3 separate regions of the Homo sapiens genome follow, and regions 2 and 3 are each linked to region 1. The links are chromatin loops, found by intact Hi-C in ENCODE. Cell type or tissue: heart left ventricle. All regions are shown on one strand. Region 1 overlaps DLGAP1 (DLG associated protein 1). Region 2 holds the start of MIR6718 (microRNA 6718). Region 3 overlaps DLGAP1 (DLG associated protein 1).

Evidence for each region. A loop is a pair of places that touch in the nucleus more often than their neighbours do. Peaks named below come from ENCODE experiments on the same cell type or tissue, not always from the same donor. Only the 100,000 strongest peaks of a DNase experiment are listed, where the experiment ranks them.
Region 2: a loop joins it to region 1, with 3 times the contacts of the local background. A loop is called at or near these places in 29 of 110 quality-filtered maps.
Region 3: it touches region 1 in a loop (3-fold over the local background); 8 of 110 quality-filtered maps call a loop at or near these places.

Annotation. Positions count from the first base shown.
Region 1 is chr18:3,991,939-3,999,938 of GRCh38, forward strand. All of the region lies in intron 3 of DLGAP1 (DLG associated protein 1), which reads right to left. DLGAP1-AS4 (DLGAP1 antisense RNA 4) reads left to right here. Exons shown (of 5, transcript NR_102696.1): 2 at 1,153-1,264; 3 at 3,279-3,411; 4 at 3,670-3,778. Among named protein-coding and RNA genes, the nearest start is that of DLGAP1-AS4, 34 kb to the left of the region's middle. In heart left ventricle, CTCF peaks have their summits at 3,750 (motif pointing left), 3,952 and 6,990 (motif pointing left); no DNase peak of the experiment used is centred here; H3K27ac peaks cover 867 bases.
Region 2 is chr18:3,883,244-3,891,243 of GRCh38, forward strand. The region is part of intron 3 of DLGAP1 (DLG associated protein 1); the gene reads right to left. The region is part of intron 1 of DLGAP1-AS3 (DLGAP1 antisense RNA 3); the gene reads left to right. MIR6718 (microRNA 6718) reads left to right here and starts at 2,110; the gene lies at 2,110-2,189. It overlaps LOC124904238 (a long non-coding RNA gene), which reads left to right. Exons shown (of 4, transcript XR_007066270.1): 3 at 2,550-2,676; 4 at 3,541-4,054. In heart left ventricle, no CTCF peak of the experiment used is centred here; no DNase peak of the experiment used is centred here; H3K4me3 peaks cover 362 bases; H3K27ac peaks cover 488 bases.
Region 3 is chr18:4,064,160-4,072,159 of GRCh38, forward strand. All of the region lies in intron 2 of DLGAP1 (DLG associated protein 1), which reads right to left. Among named protein-coding and RNA genes, the nearest start is that of DLGAP1-AS4, 110 kb to the left of the region's middle. In heart left ventricle, a CTCF peak has its summit at 4,594 (motif pointing left); no DNase peak of the experiment used is centred here.

The DNA.
Region 1 (8,000 bases):
ACAAATTGAAGAGATTTTTATCTCTGGAGACTCAGCTTTTACATCATAAAGTACTTCTCTCCCCTGATGGCTAACCCAATCACATAGTTCCACAATAAACAAGATGAATCTAGATTCATAAGACAGTATGTGCAGAAAAATGCTGTTACTCTTTGTGGCTTCTTTCCCTGTGCCTTGAAAATGTTCATTAAAAATCTCCTACTTAGTTTGCCTCATTATATTGGTTTACTCATATTGGTCCCCTATTTTAATGATTTAAAGCACGTTTGAAAAGATTTCTTGTTTGGAACATCCTTGGCCAGGCCACTACTTTGTAAAGTAGGGAAGTCTGCAGGCCCTAGTTGTTCTTTTGAACTTAGTTCATAAAATGATTTTTAAACACTGATCTATCAGCTTTTCTCTTCTCTTTATCAAAATTAATAATTCACATAAAAGCCACCTATTTAAATGGAGTCTCAGCTGGGTACGGTGGTTTACGCCTGTAATCCCAACACTTTGGGAGGCTGAGGCGGGTGGAATGCTTGAGTCCAGGAGTTCCAGACCAGCCTGAGCAACATGGTGAAATCTGTTTTCTACAAAAATTACAAAAATTAGCCAGGTGTGGTGGTGCACAACTGTGGTCTCAGCTAACTGGGAGGCTAAGGCGGGAGGATCACTTGAGCCTGAGAGGCAGAGGCTGCAGTGAGCCGTGATTATGCCACTGTACTCCAGCCTGGTGACAGAGCCAGACCCTGTCTCTAAATAAATAAATAAATAAATGGAGTTCCATTGTTAGCAACTTACACAACCTGGAAAAATCAACTGATCTATAAATATTGGCATGGATGAGTGTACAAATACTTTCAAAAAGAATTACAATTTCTCTGTAATAACTATCAAGGTTATTTGGCTAATAGGGGGTCCCTGGAAGACCTTTAAGACCTGTCTGTAAAAGAAAAGGAACGCTGGCAATTCACAAGACACCTCAGCAATGTAGCATCTGCTCCTGGGGCAGGTAACAAAATCCAGTTTTAAATTTTGCTCTTAACAGTTAAGGAGATAATCAAGTCAGCTTGGGATTGGGTTGTGCACAGGAAGGCTGCAAAAAGATTACAAAATAGCCTCCCCCTGGCAGAAATGTAAAAAAGCCATTCCATGATTTTTTTTTTTCAGTTCTGCCAACGATTTATCTTCAGAAGACAAGCAGATGAGGAGACAAAACCTACTGATGTGGGTACCCAAGCAGGAACCCCCCTCTTGCACCGGCGACTCACGTGGGAAGAAGGTAGGAAATCAACAGCATAGGGGAAAGAAAAGGAAAAGGAGTTTGGAAACAGGATAAGACAGGCTTCTTTTGAATAATGGAGAGGACTCTTAGAAAAAAGAAAAGAAACAGAATAAATTTTTATTCACTGATTCCATTTCAGCGCAGCAAATTCTCATTGATTTTAATCAATTGCTTTCTTACAGAGTTTTGTCCATATGTATGTGACAAAATCAGCGGTCATTTAATGACAGACTTAGAATGTGTGCTAAGAATGAAACCATTGAGATTTCCTTGTCTTTCCTCCTTTCAGTAAAAATCATGAAGGGGAGAAAGGGAGGGGGTGAGGGTGGGGCAAGGAGAGCAATATTTTATAAAAGTGACAACGCGTTTTGCATTTGAATTATTATTTATTTTCCCTGGTGGAGTTTCAAGCAGGTTATTGCAAGGAAAGGAAAAACTGGAAATTAACCAAACGTGGTCCAGACTGGGGATGACGAGTTTAGCAGGGGCTTTAATGGGACCTCCTAAGCGATTCAGGAGAGAATGAATCTCTCATAGTTTCCCTTCTCATGGGATCACTGACCAAGCTTCCCCAAATCAGGGTGCAGCAACAAAATCAGGGTGCAGCATCTTTTAAGTGGGCTTAAGACCCACTTAAAAGCTTATCATAGCGAGATGTTGAGAAGATAAAGTTTTAGTTTTTTATAGAGCAGAAAATATATATGAGATGAGGAATAAAAGGTTCTGTCTAAAAGCCTGACATGTGTAAGACTTTCCCTCCACTGTTGTTTTCCTTTTGGTTTGGTAAGAATGTGGTGAGTGAAGTAAAAAGATAAGGAGAGAAGAACCACAGAGACCCCCTTGAAGCGTAAAACTCTGTTTATTAAGAGTGAGAATGTTCAGTGGCCTGTGACCCTCCCTTTCCTAGGCCACCTTCCCCAGTGCTTGGCTTTTCCCTGCCTGGCACCGGGTGATCCAGGCAAGGCCCTGGCTGGGGTGCCGAGGGTGGGGGAGACAGCTCTGGGTCCTTCTGTGCCACTTCCTCCCTGTGCTGGTGTTTCAGCAGCAATCTGCCCCTCTGCGATGGCAGCCTGTCCACAGCTCTAGTGCCCATAGGCTTGGGGACCCCGTTCCTTCCCTTCATCTGACTCTTCAGGCCTAGAGTGGCGAGGGCTTCCCACTGTGCTTGTCTCTGGGTACCTCGGCCTCTCTGGCTGTATTTTCTTAACCCTGCTCCCTGCTCTATAAACAGACCCTTCTCTAAATTCACCTCAACTCTCTTAATGGGATTCTCTTTCATGGGATTCTGACTGACAGAGTGCGGCTAAAAATATCTCAAACCTGATAGAAGCTGAGAGGAGCTGAAATTTCGAGTTGCAGAAACCTGGATGCTTGCCACTATATAGAGGACAGCAAACCATTTATTATTTATACAATTTCAGGCAAATAGGCTCTAGAAATTCCAGGTACAAAAGATCTGAAGAGATGACTAAACACTAACTAGGATTAGTTACATTAATCACGGACTTTTAAAATGACCAGAACCACCTGCTGCTAAATTATAAAGTCCAAAAAGACTTCAAGAATTGTTCAAAACTAAATAATGTCAACTCTCTAGAATGATTTATTCAAATTTAAGTAGGCCAGACTCACAATTTGGAGCACAGCTCTTTAATACATATAGATTCTAATTTTCTAAAAGAGAAATAGATTTGTTACTTGACTATTAGAAAATTCATTGCATATTTAAAAAGCGAGAGAACTTAGCTGTCTGCCTGTTCTGAGTCTGAGGTGTAAATGTTTACCTCATCATACATTAAGTATCTATAGATTATGCTCAATACTTTTTGCAAAATGTAGCATAAAGTCACTACTCATGCCCTTAAAATAGGCAACAACAATGTAATTTTAGAAAATGTTAATAAGTTTTCCTAGCTTTTGATTTTTTTTTTTTTTAGCTTTGGCCTTATCCTTTTTTTAGGTAGTGGCTGGCATTATGGATTAATTACTTAATACACTTTTGTTGCCTTAGAATTCACTGAGCTGAAATGGAGTGAGAGCTAAGATGCTCTCAGAATATTCTTAAAATGACTGTGCTGCAAAGAAGCCCGGGTGAATAGAAGAAAATAGAAGGAATGGTGGATACAAGTGAAGGTTAAAATGAGGTAGGAACTAAATATTATACTGGCACTTGGGGTTAGTATTTATGAATTGTTACTCTCTGGCAATGCTCTACTCTTTTGTATCTTCTTCGGGACAGAAAATTCCGTAAGAAAGACCTTTCCAGGAAGAGCTTGTCCCTAAACTTATGGGCTCAGGGTTTGAACAAAGCGTCTCTTCCAAGACCTTGTGAATAATATGCATGTGGGCCACGTAACTTCACAAAGTAAAGTTAAACGAATGCATTCTTTTCTTGCTATTAGACCCCATTTATCGCACCAGCTGTTGGTGATTTCAGCGCACCTTTCCAAGCCTCTTGAGAGTTCTGCTCTAACCACACTGCCCCCTAGTGTTCTCTCGCTTTGGTGCAACGTGAGTAAAAAAAAAAAAACCACCAAGATTTACTTTCAATATATACACTGTATTCATCAGTGTTTTGCTATAGAGAATGTAAGATATCTTTCTGTAAATTATTTAGATATTTAATCTTATTTATTTATTTATCCCAATAAGATATTAAAGCATGCTAAGCTGGAATGATTTTTTTTCATAAATGGGTAAAAGCAAAAGTAAAAGTTTAGATACTATTAAATAATTCCTGATCTAATAAACGGAGACAAATTACCTAATATTTTTGAGCACCTATTATGTTAGACATGTAAGAAATACTGTATTACAAGTGAAGTCTAAGTAAGCCTAATTCAATACTTAACTTTTAAAGTTAGAAACATTTTAAATATATTTATTAATTTGATCTCGAATTTGGGGAAAACAGTAAAGATGGAAGAGAGAAAAGGGAGAATTTTTAAATTTTACATATCTAAGTGGCTTTGTATTATGTTTTAATTGAAAAATATTTTAAACAAGTCAATTCTGATAAGATGTAGAAATTCTACTTGCAGCTTTAGGACAAAGTGAATTAAAAACAAAGGCTTTCTACTTGAAATGTGGCCAGTGTGACTGAGAAATGGAGTTTCTAAATTTTCATTTCATTTTAATTAATTTCACTGATTTAAATTTTAAAACTGATTGATACTCAATTCAGTCACTGAAAACTTTTACGTATGCTTGTAACAACTTAGGTATCTGAATCTATTTTTTTCAAATGTAAATTTTAAGATATCTATTTAGATTAAATATTCCTAATAAAAATATAGCATTTTAATTGCATAGGCTATAAGTGAAAAATGTACAGCACATTTCAAATGTTTAGTACAAAGCCAAAAGAATGTAATATTTCTCATTAATAATTGTTATATTTAGTACATGTTGAAATTTATATTTAGATATGTCAAACAAAATATATTATTAAAATTAATTATATTGGTAAAAAAGGCTAATAGTATAGAAATCATAACTATGTATTCCTCTATCTGAATAAACTGAGAGAATCAAGTTTTCAGATTATTAAAGATTGAAAAATTGAAAATATATCTGTTTTCCATGGTGCAGTTCACATACCACTGGTGATAAATTACTTTAGCCAATGCAAATGTATAGGCTTTTTATTGTTATGCATTATTTGAGCAATAGTGAAAATGAAACTGAGATATCAAATCTATGATTTTGCAGATATTGATGTTTAGGACTACACTACACATTAATTACAGTGCTCATGTTTATAAATTTTTAGTAACTTTGACTCCACCATTAAATTGGATTAGAAATATAAGTTGCAGAGTTTTCTTTTTTTTTTTTTTCATATTTTAAAATAAGCTTTATTTAGATTTTTTTTTAATATTTTATATTTGCATCCATGCCTTCGAGAAACCTTTCCCACGGGAAAGGTTATTTTCGTCTAATGTTACCCATAACTCATTCGCTATTTGACGTAGTTCTCTTAAATAAATCATCCTTTAGTAACTCTTAGAATTATCTCCTAATTTACAAAAACTGAAATGAAAAGGAACTACTAAATCATTAGCAGGAGTGGTTGCAATCTTATTTTCTTGTAAGTAAAGGGAAAATGATAAAAATCAACCAGAAAAGAAATTCATGGGCAAGAAAAGTATTTTCTAAAATCTGTCTCCGTAGAGAAAGATGCCAGCTTGGGTCGCTCCCCCTCACCCCTAGGCTCGGTTAAACAGTTTGGTCAAAGGAGGACAGAAAAGTCCTTATGAGGGCCTCAAGTTGCAGAGTTTTCTAAAGCCTGAGTTTTACTGTTTCTATCCTTCTGGTGTCACTTAACATGTTCCTCTGTCCAGTGTATTTCCTGTAAGGTGTCATTTAACATGTTCCTCTGTCCAGTGTATTTCCTGTAAGTTGTAGTTAGAATTAAGAACAGCACCATACAATAGAAATATGAGCCACAAATATAATTTAAAATTTTAAAATACACATTTAAAAAAAGAAAACATTAAAATTAAAATTAATTTTAATAATATAATTTTATTTAACCCAATATGTCACAAATATTATGTATGTAGTCATACATACATATTAAATTTTAAAATTTAAGTCAATATTAAAGTCAATATTAAAAATTATTGAGATAGTTTACATCTTTTTTTCATATTAAGTTTTTGCTATCTGGTGTGTATTTTACGTGTACAGAACATCTCAATTTGGCCTATCCACATTTCAAATGCTCAGTAGCCACATGGGATTAGTACTGAATACAGTAGACCCAGGTACATCATCAGACTGAGGTTCAATTTTTGGCCAAAATACCCCACAGGTGGTGGTGTGTACCTCCATACAGAAGCATATGTCTGGTGGCTTTTTTGTGATGTTGGCAGTCATTGATTACCATTGTCTACACCCAATAATTCATTAAAGGTTGCAAAATGGCAATACTCAAATTTTAAAATTCCTTCTTCATTTATTAGATGGAGTACTTTTATCAAGAGAAACATCTCATCAACTGCTTGGTTACTTGGAATAATATGTATAGGGAAGTTAGGAAAAATGTTTGATCTCTTCCTTTTATTTGCCAGTTTTTAAAATAATGATTTTGGTTTCCTTGCATTTTCCAAGGATGATCAATAATATTTTATTTTAACAGTATTATTAGGAATTCATGAATGTTAATATTTGATGTGCCTCAGTTCATTGCAGAGTTAACTTAATTGCAGAGTTCTGATATCACCAAAGCCGTTTATGATATTCCAGGTCCGTCTTGTACACTTCCTTCCACAGACCTGTAATCAGCTATTTCTTCAGGGAGCCTGTGATTCCTTTTAGTGGAAAATGGTATGTAGAGAACATTATCTGTGTGTGAAGGGTTGAGCACGTTCCATCTTTTCAGAGAACAAAGCTAGAAAACATGTATTTTAATAAAATAATATTCATCATGAATTCATGATGTTTCCTATTCAAATTCAAGTAGAGGACTTTTTTCACAGTGTCCTTTTCCCTGTCAAATTTCAAATTTTATTGACATGAATATAATTATTCATTTGCTGTATTCATAATACACATGTGCAACAGTCTCGAATAAATAGAAGACTACCACTAGCAAAATGATTACAAAAATCAGCTTAAGATACTTTGCAGTTGTTTTTGTCATTATGATAACATTCCGCTAAAACAGGCAAATTATTGTGTTTTACGGTCACTTGGGAATAGTCCCTTTGGTGCTGTTCTGCCACCTACTGGACAGACAGGCTCAATAGGCTTATTTTACTTTTGATATTCAGGAATCACTTTATTTTAAATTGAATTTTGCTTTGTAATAATGCAAAGTTTTACATGACTCTAGAGTCAAATTTACAAAACAAGTCTAGTTTTTCTCCCTGTCTCCTCAATCTTATTTCCTTCCTCTACCTTTAAATATTTTATTTTTAAATGCTGTGATTTATATGTCCATTAGTATATATTTGTATATAATTTGTATACAAATTATACAAAATTGATATATATTTGTATTTTTTATCCCGTCTCCTTTATTAGATAATTGGTAGCATACTATACAGACTTTTCTCCACCTGAAAGAAACATACATATTATTATTAAAAGTTTATATGTATATAACCTGGAGTGTTGGGTTTTGCTTTGTTAGGTAATCTGGAAATATTTTTATAAATGTAAATTTAATCAGTAAATTTATTTTTAGGATCCAAATGCTTGGCATCACTTTTGTCATATTTGTTACATGTATTTCTGTCCATACAAGCATGCAAACATCGTCACATCTATATACCCGTGACTACCTCTATCTTTATTGCCTTACATTTCTACTCTTTTCCTATGTGGTCAATATCAAGGCTGCTCCATGAACTGTTTGCTACCAAGCTATGATGACTTGTGAATAGAAAGTAACAAAAACAACAACAACAACAAAACACATTTAGAAACATTTAAAGTAATTTGATATTGCCACTAAATTCAAGCATATGATTTTGTATATTTCAAGTGTCGCTTACAAATTATTGGGGGGAAAAGTGGCCCTTCACTACAGAGTCTGAGAAGCACTTGCCTACATTATTTGCTTGTGCGCATGTGTTCTCTCTCTCTCATTATCTTTTTGTTTTGTGTTTTCTTTCTGAGACAGGGTCTCGCTCTGTCATCTAGGCTAAAGTGCAGTGGCGCCATCATAGCTCCTTGCAACCTCAAACTTCTGGACTCAAGGGATTGTCCTGCCTCAGCCTCCTAA
Region 2 (8,000 bases), 110 kb before region 1:
AAAACAAACAAACAAACAAACAAAAACAAACAAACATATAAAACACCCACACTGGACCTCATGAAAAAAGATTTTTGAGAGGCCAGGTCTTGTCTATTCCATGAGACATACTGCATCTGGGAGCGCTCATGACAATGTTGGCAATCTCTATCCATGCTTTGTGAAGCTCCTTTCTTCCTCCTGTCTCCCAGTTTCTGGATTGACCATTCAGGAATAATGATGAAAGGTTTTAATCAGTACAGTCACTCAAAATTTGTTAGTCTACTAAATTGTGACGTCCTTAAGGGTAGGGACTATGTTTCACCCACCTAGTATTTGGCAAAGTGCTATCCTAGTGGATAGTGGGAATTAAGTTAGTAGAATATTTACTCAATTACTTAATGCATTAATGCAAAATTTCCCAAAGTGGTTCATAGTGTGATTCAAGTAGCATCTGTTTAATGAAAACATGACTGTGTGGCAAAGGCCAGGCTGGGCAAGGCCAAGGAAAGATGCCCAATAGTTGGGGGGACCATTCCATCAGGGTGACCATTCCAAAGACCAGTCTTCAGAGCAAGGCAGGAAGCAGACTGGTGAACACTCCTTCTGACCTATATACCTTTGACTTCTAACTCTGCAACTCACTGGGCAATATCGTACCTTCTGCCGTTCTACCTGTCTGGAAGTAAAGTCTGGGGAGTTTGCCTAACCTGCTGACTACAGGATGCTTAGACAGAGGGCAATCCGCCTGGAAGAGAGAGAGAAACTGACTCTTGAAGGGACAAAAAAGGAATTCAGGACTTATGATACCTGTGGATAAGGAAGAACCGATAGGTAAAAAACGTGTCCACTGGTGACAGACTAATGAAACAGAAAACCTTGGGATTGCTTTGTATGAAGTTATGGTCCTAAAAGTAGGCTGTGGCAAGGAAGAATGTAAGAGGGTTAAGTATGTGTTTTTAGCAAAACTGTGGCACAAACTAACTTAGATGCAAAAATCCATTGCATAAGAAAGTCTCTCTCTACAAATCAGGTTCCACTGAGGACATTTTTGCCTTTCAAATACAGACTTATAAAAAGCAAAAACAAGATTCTATTAGGATTATAGACACATACTAACTTTTATGATCACATATAGTAGAATCTCAATATATAAAATGATGTGGAATAATGTTTCGAACTTTCCTTCTCAAGCAGTTTGAATCTTGGGTAGATATTTTCTGCTAAATAAAATGTGAAACTGGCAAGAGCTGAAAACATGAATTATACATGTTTACTCCAAAATATACAAGATTATTTTAATCAGGTATTCAGTATTTAATTATCTTTAATATGTGAGCAACATTCCATGCAAGATGACGTTACCTGAGGACAAGCAGAGCAAACGAAGAGCTGTTTAAGGCCACTAATGATGATTTAAGTTAAATGATGTAACCAATGATAATTTCTGTAAATTAATCATACACAGTGTGTTTTTTACTAAAATTTAACTGGGCTATTTTCAGCACAGGACAAGCACCTCTATTTTCTTGGAGGGTAACAAATTGCATCCAGAATAAATAAGCTAACATTCCTCCTTCCTTACTTGTATTTGTAAAAGAGATATTGAGATCTTGATCTTTTTTCTCTATGATGTGGGAAAAGAAGGTCATAAAAAATGGCAATAAACATTTCTAAATGCTAAATCTATCTTTCTGGTCAAGGCCAAATAAACAACTTAATACCATGGCCCTTTCTGTAACAAATCTTACACTCTCTTCTATCGTCTTGTCATTTTAAAATGAAAATAGGTCAATTTGTGATTATAAAAGAAAACACATTCTGTGACTTCTTGGTGAGCAAGGGCAAATGATCTAAAATCCTAAGGCCATTGGCAATGGGTAGACAATTGCTGGTGGCACCTACTATGGAGGTCCTGCTCTTCCTTCTCTCATTCTTCATTTTCCTCTTGCCTTACTCTTAAACTCCCTTTCCAGCACATTTATCTCTGTCACTTCTTTTTTCCCCCCTCTCCTAATTAATGTTTATAAGTTGTATCCATGGGTACCACTTGCTGCCACCTGTGGTGTGACCAAGAGCATCATTAGAAAGCTTCCTTGCCTGCTGCTGCAAAGACGACCAAATGCCTACAGTGAATCCCTAGTGGTCAGAGGGCTTATGATATATTGTGAGAGCCATGTCATAAGCCTTTTGGCCACTAGGGATTCAATGTATGCACTTCATGACCTAGCCACAAAAAAACATGAAAAGAGATAAATAACAATTCTCATTCTTCTATGCATTCTTGAAAAAAGAGGATGCTAGCCTCTCAATTAGATTTTAAGTAATGATAACAATTGCTGGAAATAGAGAGGGAAATTGCCTTTCAGGCCTTGTTCTTTGAGCAAGGATGGGGACTGTGGTCAGCATGTCTTCATGAGGGTTTCTGTGACTACCAGTGATTAGCTCTAATTTCTTCTTGTTCGCTGTGACTTCAACATTCTGTTTTATTGTCCTTCTAAGTTCAATTTTACCATTGTACCATGTCTCCTGATTTTTTTGCTTGGATAATTTGTTGACTCTGTTTGCAGCCATGAGACAAGCTCAGAGTGTGAGATGCACAGTTTTTCCAGAGTTCCAACACCTGGAGCAGAATTATCACTGTCCAGATGATGACCAAAACAAGAATAATCCAGCACTGTAAAGGAAATTTTCAAGGTAGGTAATTTATTAGACCCAAGGAAAACACAAACACACCACATATTAGAAGATGCTGACAAAGGGGAAATAGTCTTGCAAAGCTGGCAAGTCCTTATTCCATTTTGATTTTTGTGCATGTCTTTATTTAGAGCTGCTTTTCTTGATTTTTCTTTACATGCAGAAATAAGAGCATACTGAAGGCCCTCCTCTGTCTTACCCCATGAGGATGGACAGGCAGGCAATTGCGACTTACTTTAGAAAGAAAGTGGTGGACCCTGCCCAGGAGAACAGGGGCACTGTGTTCTTGTTTGAGGAGACATCAGGAAGAGGAAATCTCCATGAATCTTTTCAGGGTCAAGCTGTCCTAAAAATTTCTTTTTTGAATTTTTGTGGGTACCTAGTCATGTATATATTTCTGGGGTACATGAGATATTTTGATACAGGCATATAATGTTTAATAATCACATCAAGGTAAATGGAATATCCATCACGTCAAATATTTATCCTTTTTGTTACAAACAATGCAATTATACTCTTATAGTTATTTTTAAAAGTGCGATTAGATTATTATTGACTATAGTCACCCTATTGTGCTATCAAATACTAGATCTTATCATTCATTCGGACTTGCATCTATTTTTTTTGTACCCATTAATCATCCTCACTCTCCCACCTTAGCAACACCTCTCAACTACCCTTCCCAGCCTCTAAATGATCATCCTTCTAACTCTCTATCTCTCAAGTCAACTTTTTGGCATCCCTCCACCTGCCAGAAGCTTGTCCATGCCAGGTTATAACATACCACTAAAGAGAAAGAAAAGATTTTCTTGTTGAAAAGTACAAGCAGCCCTGAACAATGACTACATTTTCCATTCTCCCTAGATGTGCCTGGGTGACTATGCTGGCCAATGGAACATAACTTGAAACGGCATGTGTGATTTCTGGAAAACATCTCTAAAGTGAGGGGCATACGCTTCTTTACCCCTTCTCTGGCTGGAACGCAGCTGTGGGGGCTGGGTGAATAGTGATCTTTCCCATGAGGTGGAAGTTACAGTTTGAGGATTAGAGAAACAAAAGATAAAGGTTCTGACCTACAGCGGAGTGCCATATCCGCCCTGGATGTGCACCTCTGCATTTTGTTTAGTCGAGAGAAAAATAGACCTTTATCTTGTTTCCTTATCTTATCAAGTAAAGGAAGGGCCTGCGCTGGCCCCATAGGAAGCCAGAGTCCCTTGCTATTGAACCACGTGACAACTTTAGCCAAGGGCTCTGCAGAGGGAGTCTGTGTGGAGAGAGGAGACAAAATAGCTCGCGGTTATTTTGCTTTCTGTAATTTTGTGTACTGAACCTTGCACCTGCACCTGTTCCTAAGTGAGACAGGTAGTCAGGGCAAAATCATGAGACCCTTGGTGAAGCTATGTCAGGATGCAGCACTGTATTTGCAGGTGGTGGTAATCCATTAGAGGAATTTAAACAAGACAGTGGCATGGTCACACTTGTGCTAAAGATTTCTCTAGCTGTAGTTAGAGAATACATGTGGGAGTGGGGAGGGGCAAAAAGATCTCAAAGAAGCAATGATTTCTTGCAAGAGCAGTTTATGAGAGAAGACTGGAAGAAAAGAAGGAGTATACCAAGAGAGGAGGACAATGTCCTGGCCAGCTACGGCAGTGTCTCCTGATTCAGACCTCCTTGCTCACACATGCATGCTCCAACCACAGTCTGAACACATACATGACATTTTTTTTTAGACAGAACAAAATTAATTTTCCCGTTTACTTATAATAAATCCCAATTCTACAGAGATTGAGAATGATGAATGCCCAACAGGCTGATGATTTTAAATTATTACTTTTTAAAATAAGAAAATGGTTCTTACTACTAAAAAATGAAACCATGGCACTTTTGCGTAAAAGTAAACAGAAAACGGCCGGGGGCAGTGGCTCATGCCTGTGATCCCAGCACTTTGGGAGGCCGAGGTGGGCGGATCATGAGGTCAGGTGATCGAGACCATCCTGGCTAACATGGTCAAACCCCGTCTCTACTAAAAATACAAAAAATTAGCCAGGCGTGGTGGCGGGCGCCTGTAGTCCCAGCTACTTGGGAGGCTGAGGCAGGAGAATGGCGTGAACCCGGGAGGCGGAGCTTGCAGTGAGCCGAGATCGCGCCACTGCACTGCAGCCTGGACAACAGAGTGAGACTCCATCTCAAAAAAAAAAAAAAAAAAAAAAAAAAAGAAGTAAACAGAAAACTTAACAGAGGTGAGAATGTGAGTTAACATTGTCCAAATGCCCACTGTTTGGATATTTTCTGACCTTTTGAAATTGTACCTGAAGATGATAACTCAATGTCATGTTCTTTCACTTTTCCAGGCTTCCTTACTTGAAGATTTTCATGCGTTGTGTGCTTAAAATTATACAAGTACTATTAGAACACCTTTGAATAAGCACATTCTGAAATATACCAATTATATTACTCAAAGTACAATGCTGAGCCATTTTATAGATGCAGAATGTATTTTGGCTTTTCATTAACATTAATTGCTGTCCTAATCATCTGCAGTTTGATTTCGTCTGTGAATACCTCTGTCAATCAGTCTGCTCCTACAAATAAATGCCTTCGGAGGCATTTCCTTTTCAAAAGATATGGTATTGTTAAAAAAAAAAAAACCAACGACTCAACTGAAATCTTCTCCAATTTGGTCACAGTAGGCAGCACAATTACAATCACCTGCATCTCCATACAAAGCTTTTAAAAAGTGGTTTCATAACAGTTTTTGAGAATAAAAAGGTGGAAGGTAGTGTTCTTTGAAAAATGATTAATAGGTCATTATTGATATTGGTGGTTGAGCAAAATGTCATAGGATTTAGGAGTGATTTTTATGTGAAGATAATCCAGGCAGTAAACGATAAAATCTCCTAATCTTATTTTGGACTGACAGAGTTCAAATATGCCTGTGCTGACTCTATGGGACCTCGGAGATATGCTTCCTATGGAATTGTTCTTATCTGGATTTTCAGGAGAGGGTTGGTTATCTCGGCTAAATGGACAGATGAATTCCCTTGGGAGCCAGCTAGGAGAATGTGGTTACCTTAACCAGCCATGGACAGTGCCCTTCAGGAGGTGCTGCAGCAGGGGGACAGCCTGTCTTATGCGGGTACAATTGATGGGGGTAGAATATTCACAGAGAAGAGAAAAACCCATCAGCGTTTACTCCAAAAAAAGTTGGGAAAAACTTGCAAACTACTGATGAATCTAGGAGAAAGAAGAAATGATGACAGAATAAACCTGTTTAATGGTACCTAAAGACAGCCGTGATGGAAGATGGAAAAACACAAAAACAATGACAATCAAAACAATATGACAATACAACTTGAAAAGGAGCAGTGGAAATAGCCTCTGATGAAACCAAGTTATTTTTGTCTAGATTGCTCATGACTAGCTGAGTAGTCTTGTGAACATGTTCTGGCATATTCTATACAACTTGTTTCACAGCCAGATTTTATATATACATACATGCATATATATATATATATTTACCTGAATCAAATTTTCTCTTATAAAGTCTCTTTCTTTAAAAGCTGTTGCTCTTCTTACCAAGTTTGCTGTACAAATCTACTTTCCTTAGTGCTGAGACCCCAAAAGTGCAGACATTAAGCCCTTTTGTGGTAGCTGTTCAGCTGACACCTGCTTTTGGGAATTTCTTCCCTACTCACAGCATCTCCTGGTGACCCTGTGGCCAGGACTGTTGAAGGTGATCACCACATTTTCTGAGCTTATGGAAGACTGGACTCAGGGGCATCCATGCAGAGCCTTCACTGAGCTAATGAGATGCTCACTTTGGGAAATCTAGGTGGGGATGTTCCTAGAATCACTGGACTCTGGTAAGCTTCAAGGTCAAGTAAAGGAAGGGCCCATGTCGGCCCCACTGGAAGCCAGAGTTGATGCTATTGAACTGTGGGGCAGCGTTAGCCATGGGCCCTACAGAGGGAGTGTGTGTGGAGGGAAGAGAGGAGCCAGTCCAGAGTCCATGGAACCCCAGCGAAAGAAACAGACAGAAGCTGCCTAATGGCCTTGTAGGTCTAGTCAGGCCTGGCTCCCTGCCCAGAGGGTGAGACTCTGTGGTCATCTGCAGCAGAACCAAGGCAGGCCCACAAAAGCTTACTCATCCAAGTAAAGGGGACCCTCCTGCCCAGTGGGTAACTGCAAGCATACAGAACCTCCACCACTGTGGTCTACATCCAAGTGGGGCCAATGTGAGTCAGTCTCTGAAGTGGCCCCAACAGAATTGGCTAAGTTATCCTCATACAGCTTTATACCCATTTAAGTATTTATTGGCTTGGATACATTATGCATGCTAATTCAGATTATACATTCACTTTTTGAAAACTATCATCAGTGCCTGCATGAGAGAGGGGTGGTCAGATACCATGTAAGAAGTGAGAAGGACAATCTCTGCAATCGGCTGTTTTTGAAACCTTACAGAGTATTTTTCCTTCAGTGAGTTTGGCCTGCCCTGACCTCTGCAATAGTTGCTGTTAATGGGAATTAGATTTGTAATTCCTCAAACACTGCCCCTTCCTTCTGCTTCTGTCTTCCCATCATTTTTAAAGTGCCTTATTCTGACTCTTCACACATCTAGCAATCTGACCCTTTTAACTTTTTTCATTTTGGAACTGGTTTTTATTGTCTTTTAGAATTCTACCCCCAGTCTTAAATTTTAAACAAACAAATCCACATCCAGTCAACTTTCTGAAATATTTTTTGCTGTGATAGAGAAGGAAGTATGATGGCATTCATTGTTTCTGGATTAAAGTATTTTTGTTTGTATTACATTTTATTTTTTTAGGGACAGGGTCTTGCTGTATCACCCAAGGTGGAGTGCATTGGCATAATCATGGCTCACTGCAGACTTGAACTCCTGGGCGCAAGCAATCCTCTCATCTCAGCCTCCCAAAGTGCTGGAATTACAGATGTGCACCACTGCGCCAGCTTATTTCTGGATTAAGTTTTGGCAGATAAGAGTGTTGGCCTGTAAGTTATCAGCCAAATAGTCTTTGACTGTACTGAGCATGAAGTCAAATCAAATCAATACATATGACTTTAATTCAACAACTATTTATTGAATAGCTATTATTACATGCAGTGCACTGGGCACTGTAGCAAGAATTGAAGATTCTTAACATTACACCTTCAACTTCCTGTCTCATAAGTTTTCTTGTTCTCTTGCTCCCACTTTTCCTGCCCTCTGATGGTTCTCATGACAGTTTATTCCATACACTGTTTCCTCAGCTCTGCCCTCTTCTCCCATTCCATCCATCCCTAGTGGTCTTCACTTCCTCCCT
Region 3 (8,000 bases), 72 kb after region 1:
TTTTTTTCCACTAATGAATTCTCATTTAAATTAGAAGGACAGTATCTCATATATCTTTTACACCCTCCAATCAGTTCTTATCACAAAACTATATATATATGTAGATCAAAAATAAAATTCTAAGCCCCTCAACCAACTGAAGGGACCCCTCTTCTCAGCCAAGGACATTCCAAAGTTAATTTGAAAAACTAGTTCAGTGAAAGAGATAGAGACACATGAAAAACCATTCAAAAGATCAATGAATCCACGAGATTTTTCTTGAAAAAATTAATACAATAGACTGCTAGCGAGACCAACAAAGAAAAAAAGAGAGATGATTCAAATGAACACAATCAGAAATGATAAGGGGGACATCACCACTGACCCCACAGAAATAGAAACAGCCATCAGAGACTATTATGAACACCTTTATGCACATAACTTAGAAAATCTAGAAGAAATGGATAAATTCATGGACACAGACACCCTCCCTAGACTGAACCAGGAAGAAACCGAATCCCTGAACAGACTCATAATCAGTTCTGACTGAAGTAGTAATAAATAGCCTACCAATAAAAAAAAGCCCAGGACTGGATGGATTCACAGATGAATTCTAACAGATGTACAAAGAAGAGCCAGTATATTCCTACTAAAACTGTTCCAAAAAATTAATAAGGAGGGATCCTCCCTGAAGTAGGCATCACCCTGATACCAAAACCTGGCAAAGATACAACAAAAAAAGAAAACTTCAGGAAAATATCCTTGAAGAACATTGATGCAAAAATCCTCAACAAAATACTGAAAAATCAAATCTAGAAGCACATCAAAAAGGTTATCCACCACAATCAAGTAGGCTTCATCCCCATGATGCAAGGCTGGCTTAACATATGCAAATCAATAAATGTGGTTCATCATATAAACAGAACTAAAGACAAAAACCACATGATTATCTCAATAGATGCAGAAACGTCTTTTGATAAAATTCAACATCCATTCATGTTAAAAAAAATCTCAATAAACTAGGTACTGAAGGAATACCTCAACATAATAAGCAACATATATAATAAACTCATAGTTAACATTATACTGAATGGGCAAAATCTAGAAGCATTTCCCTTGAAAACCGGCACAAGACAAGGATGCCCTCTCTCATCACTCCTATTCAACGTAGTGTTCTGGCCAGGGAAATCAGGCAAGAGAGAGAAATAAAGGGCATTTAAATAGTAAGAGAAGAAGTCAAACTATCCCTGCTTGCAGATGACATGATCCTATTTCTAGAAAACCCCATAGTCTCAGCCCAAAAGCCTCTTAAGCTGCTAAACAACTTCAGCAAAATTTCAGGATACAAAATTAATGTGCAAAAATCACTAGCATTTCTATACACCAACAACAGCCAAGCTGAGAGCCAAATCAGGAATGAATTCCCATTCACAGTAGCCACAAAAAAATAAAATACTTGGGAATACAGCTAACTAGGGAGGTGAAAGATTTATATAAGCAAAACTACAAAGCACTGCTCAAATAAATCAGAGATGACACAAACAAATGAAAAAACATTCCATGCTCATGGATAGGAAAAATCAATGTCATTAAAATGGTCATACTCTCCAAAGCAATTTATAAATTCAATGCTATCCCCATTAAACTACCACTGACATTCTTTGCAGAACTAGAAAAAAAAATTAAATTCACATGGAACAAAAAAAGGGCTTGAACAGCCAGCCAATCCTAAGCAAAAAGAACAAAGCTGAAGGCATCAAGCTCCCCAACTTCAAACTATACTACAAAGCTACAGTAATCAAAACAGCATGGTGCTAGTACAAAACAGACACATAGACCAAGGGAACAGCATAGAGAAGTCAGAAATATGACCACACACCTACAAGTATCTGATCTTCTACAAACCTGATAAAAACAGGCAATGGGGAAAGGATACTCTTAAATGGTGTTGGGATAACTGGCTAGCCATATGCAGAAGACTAAAACTGAACCTCTTCCTTACACTATACACAAAAATCAACTCAAGATGGATTAAGGATTTAAATGTAAAATCCAAGATCATAAAAACCCTGGAAGACAACCTAGGCAATACCATTCAGGACATAGGCACAGTCAAAGATTTCATGATGAAGATGCCAAAAGCAATTGCAACAAAAGCAAAAGTAGACAAATATGTTCTAATTAAACTAGAGAGCTTCTGTACAGCAAAAAAATAAAAATGAAAAAATAAAACTATCAACAGAGTAAACAGACAACCTACAAAATAGGGAAAAGTTTCGCAATCTATGCATCTGACAAGGTCTAATATCCAGCATCTACAAAGAACTTAAACAAATTTACAAGAAAAAAACAACCCCATTAAAAAGTGGGCAAAAGACATGATTAGACACTTTTCAAAAGAAGACATATATGGAGCCAACAAGCATATGAAAAATACCTCAACATTACTGATTATTAGAGAAATGTGAATCAAATCAGAACCGTGAGATACCATCTCACACCAGTCAGGATGGTTATTATTAAAAAGTCAAAAAATAACAGATGCTGGCAAGATTGTGGAGAAAAAGGAAGACTTTTACACTGTTGGGGGGGTGTAAATTAATGTAGCCATTGTGGAGGACAGTGTGGTAATTCCTCAATGACCTAAGGACAGAAATGCCATTCAACCAAGCAATTCCATTACTGGGTATATACTTAAAGGAATATAAATCATTCTACCAGAAAAACACATGCATGTGAATGTTCATTGCAGCACTATTCACAATAGCAAAGACATGCAATCAATCTAAATGCTCATCAATGATAGACTGGATAAAGAAAATGTGGTACATATACACCATGGAATACTATGCAGCCATACAAAAGAATGAGATCATGTCCTTTGCAGGGACGTGGACGGAGCAGGGTGCCATTATCCTTAGCAAATTAACATAGGAAGAGAAAACCAAATACCACATGCTCTCACTTATAAGTGGGAGCTAAATGATGAGAACACATGGACACATAGTGGGGAACAACAGACACTGGGCCTTACCTGAAGGTGGAGGTTGGGAGGAGGAAGAGGATCAAGAAAAACAACTAATGTGTACGGGGCTTAATACCTGAGTGATGAAATAATCCATACAACAGACACCCATGACACAAATTTACCTGTGTAACAAATGGGCACTTGTACCCCTGAACTTAAATAAAAGTAAAAAAGAAAGAAAGGAAGGGAGGAAAGGAGGGAGGGAGGAAGGAAGGAAGGAAGGAAGGAAAAGTAGTTAAAGCCACAATGGGAAGTGGGAGTTAGGGGTTGGACATACCTCATTATATACTTCTCCCTTTGGAATTCAGGCACAGTTGACCAGCGTTAACATTAAAACAGACATCTTGAGACTGCCAAAGCAGACTCTTTGTAGCAATAAGATACTAACATAACCCAGGAGAGAATTAACTGAGAGTTTGGCATTTTTTTTTTTTAAGTCTGATAAGAAACTTTTATGACCTATTCTCTCTGAAACCTGCTACCTGGAGGCTTCACCTGCATAACACAACCCCTTATCTTAACCCAGACACTCTCTTCTATTGATTCCAGGTCTTTAGATAATATTAATAACTTAACCCCTTCAAGCAATTGCCAATTAGAAAATCTTTGAATCCACTTATGACCTAGAACCTCCTCCCTTCACTTCTAGTTGTCCCCCCTTTCCTGACCGAATCAATGTACACCTTACATGTATTGACTTATGTCTTACTACAACATATAAAACCAAACTGTAGACCAACCACCTTGGTTGTATGGTCTTAGGACCTCTTGAGACTGTGCCTTGGGCCCTGGTCACTCATATTTGGCCAGAATCAACCTCAAATATTTTACAGAGTTTGACTGTTTCCATTGACACACATAGTGTACATAATATGTATTACACTTATATATATAAAATGATCAAAGCACACCCTCCTTCTCATTTAGACATATTCCTTTTCTCTGTTTTGTTTCTCCTTTGCATTTATTACCATATGGCATACTATATACACACTAATCTTCTCTCTTTTTATTCAATCATTGCCTCCTCAATGCAATATGGGCTTGATGAGGGGAGGATTAGTTCTTTACTACTGTATCTCTAGGCTTGTAATAGTGACTTACTCAGTAGTTGCTCAATAAATATTGAATGAATGAATAAATAATACACTTTGTGTTTTGGCATAAATTTTAAACTATATTATAATGTTACATATGTTTATGTACGTAGGCATATTTATGCATATTATATATAATGATATATACTATATATTAATGTCATATATTTTTCCATATATTTACATTTGGAAACCATAACTTTAGTCTTCTGATTTTGTGATATTTAATATACCAACAATATCATGAACTGATTTAGATGTTTAGATTATTTTTGGATATTAATAAACATGATGCATAACTATGCATTTTTAACGCATAAAATATGCTTTATAGTATACATTATTGTATAAAAATGTTTTTACATTTGTAGTGACTATGTAATACCTAATAAATAATAGAAATGAAGAGAAATCATTATTTTTGGAATCATAGGGACCTGAAGAGAAGCAGCTAGGTTAGCCGGTTCTTGCTCTGTACTGCCATCTGCTGTGTGTTGGTAAAACTACAGTGAACATGTCAAATGTGTAAAAGCCAGGAACTGGGGAGCACCTTAGAAAACATCCAATCCGATGTCCACGCGTACAGGTGAGGAAACAGAGACAACAGAAATTAAGTGACTTGCAGGCTTGTTGTCTCTCTGATTATTAGTAGAGCTTAATGTGGAAGAAGTGCTGCTTAGTGGCAAGGCTAGGAGTTCTGGAGTCAGATAGGCTTACTTTAGTATTTTGCTACATGGCCTTCATTGAGTTACTTAGCCTTCTCAGTTTCAATGTCCTTTTGGGGTTAGAGCTATTTACATTTTATGATTGCTCTGAGAGTATATAGATAGATATTACCTGGCATGCAGCACAATCATGACTGTGCTTAAGAAATGGTAATTATTTTTATCCTACTAAAGTGTAAGTTCTTCCACAGCAAAGGCATTTTTTCCTTGAAATTCTCAGTGATATAAAGTATTCAAAGCACTTGGTTCATAGTCAGTACTTAATAAGTATTTCTTGATTAAGTGAATGAGAGTAAGGATGAGAATTGGGGTCCCTCACATATCATTGTAAATTACATTGAAAATCATGCCTTGGGGATTGATGATTCTTTGTTGTAAAGTGCAAGTCATACTGACTGATACGGTTTGGATGTGTCGTCACAAAATCTCATGTCAAATTGTAATCCCCGATGTTGAAGGTGGGGCCTGGTGGGAGGTGATTAGATCATGGAGGCAGGTTTCTAATGAATGGTTTGGCACCATCCCCCTTGGTATTGTCCTCGAGACAGTGGATGACTTTTCGTGAAATCTGCGTTTTAAAAGTGTGTGGCACCTCCCCCATGCTCTCGCTTGCTCTTGCTCTGGCCATGTGACATGCCCACTGCCTCTTCACCTTCTGCCATGATTGTAAGTTTCCTGAGGCTTCCCCAGAAGCTGAGCAGATGCCAGCATCACGCTTCCCATACCGTTTGCAGAACGTGAGCCAATTAAACCTCTTTTTAAAATAAATTACCCAGTCTCAGGTATTTCTTCACAGCAATGTGACAACGGACTAATACACTGGCCAATTTATCTCTTCATTTGTTTCTCATGAGGTGCCCTAATCTGTGACTATGTTAGCATGTTTAATGCAAATCAAAATTTCTAGTTCTCACATTTTAGAATAGTTATCTTCACTACTTTTAATTCAAACTGAGACAACAGACAAAGGCTTAATCCATATTTTCTTTTTCTTTCTTTCTTTTTTTTTTTTGAGACAGGGTCTTGCTCTGTCGTCTAGGCTGGAGTGCAGTGGTATGATCTCATCTCACTGAAACCTCCACCTCCTGGGTTCAAGCAATTCTCTTGCCTTGGCCTCCTGCGTAGCAGGGATTACAGGTACCTGCCATTACGCCTGGCTAATTTTTGTATTTTTAGTAGAGATAGGGTTTCATCATGTTGGCTACGTTGGTCCTGAACTCTTGACCTCAGGTCATCTGCCCACCTCAGCCTCCCAAAGTGCTGGGATTACAAGCATGAGTCACCGCATCTGGCCTAATTCTGCATTTTCTACCCAACTTTTTTCACAACAGCTAAATACTAGAGTTTTTTGGTACCTCCACAGAAATCTTTTTTTTATGATTAATCAACCTCTGGATTCAGAGTCCAGAGTGCTCACTATTACACCACGGAAACTCACACTGATTAATCAACATCTGAAAAGAGAATATCGGTTTTGGAAAATTCAAGTAAAAAGAAGTTATATAAAAGTTACTTATAAAAGTATATTTTTTTTGCATAAGGTTTTCCCATATATGATAACTATAAAACAGTTCTTCATTTTCCAAGATCTATGCTAAGAGAAACAGCAGTCAGAAAAGCAACTCTCTTTATTTTATTAATTAATTATGTATTAATATAAGATAAAATAGAATTCATGGCAAGGAGCCTTAAACAGGGCTAAAAGAAGCATTTCCATATGGATAAAAAGGTTGGATCCACAAAGATATAATAATCATAAACGTAAACAAGAAAGAGCTCTTTAATTATATGAAGTAAAAACAATACGTATAAGAAGTTAAAAGTCGTGTTGAGAGAATTTAATACATGCCTCTCAGAAATCTATCATATTCTATTAAAAAATAAAAAAGTGAGTATTAATTCATTATTTCTCAGATTTTAGTGGACATAAGAATCATCAGAAACTGGCCCCATCTCAAAAGCTGGTGCTGTCTTAAGGCAACCTTTATTTTCATCTCTACTCAACTGAGATTTGCTTCTTTGGAGCCCCTAGTAACTTATGAGAAATGTGATTTTTCAATCAGAGATAATCTAAGCAAATGTAGGAGACAGAGTAAATAATTATTTTTGTCTATTCAAGATATTTACATGTTCACTATTATATATAATTCTATAACTATGAAATAAATATTTGACTTATTTCCTTAGAATTGATTTTTAGAAATGGGAAAATATAAATTTAAAAGCTAAAACTTTATATAAAGATATACATGTGTGTGTGTGTGTGTATTCAAATATTTAACTAAAATATTTATTGAAAAACCCAAATTATTGAGAAATCTGTGGTCTGGATTGGAATCTTTCTTTGGGAAAATTAAATATTAATATAACCAACTTTTCATAGGAAATAATAATATGCACATCAAAATGATAAATGTAATTATCTTAAGTTCTGCTCGGTGATCGATTTGCTATTCAAAATGCTTTATAATTTCCTTTAATGATTTCAAGCACAACTAACCAAATCTCCGACTTCCCAGGGCAGTGCCCTCTCCCACAGTTCCCAAGAAACATTTGTCAGCGTCGTCTCAGGAAAACTACACAGCCATCACCGCATTCTAAGGTAGAATTACCTCTAATAATAGTCCCATTATATTAGTGCTTACTCTTTCACAATGTACGATAATGACACTATTCTGAAATCCCTTACTGCAAGAAAAGTTTGTCTCTGACATTGTAATAGGTCCAAAAGGATGGGTCTGGTTGTCTGAATTGTCTCGAAGGAGAGGTGGAAGAGACAATGAGAGCCTTCTTACTTGCAGCCTGTCATTATGATTTTCTAACTCTGTTCAAATACCCATTCATCATTACAGAGAGAATTTCAACTTTGTTAATTCAAAGTTCCCATTGTTCCTAAGTATATTGCAGCCCCCTCAGAGCTGTACTTCAAGAGAGGAGTTTCAGTTAGACTTATGGTCACTTTCCCCACTGAAAAGTACTTTTAAAATACAGAATATAATGAATGTGCTCATATATGTGTGTCTAAATTTTAATTATCTCTTGGTTCCTGTGGCTGCCTTGTAGAGGCTGAGGACATATGCTGTGTGTGTCTGTGTTGGAGGCCGCAGTACTGCTAATGGTGAATATTAAACAGGTAGCATCGGTTCTGTGTAGATGTTAAGCAGTATAAAG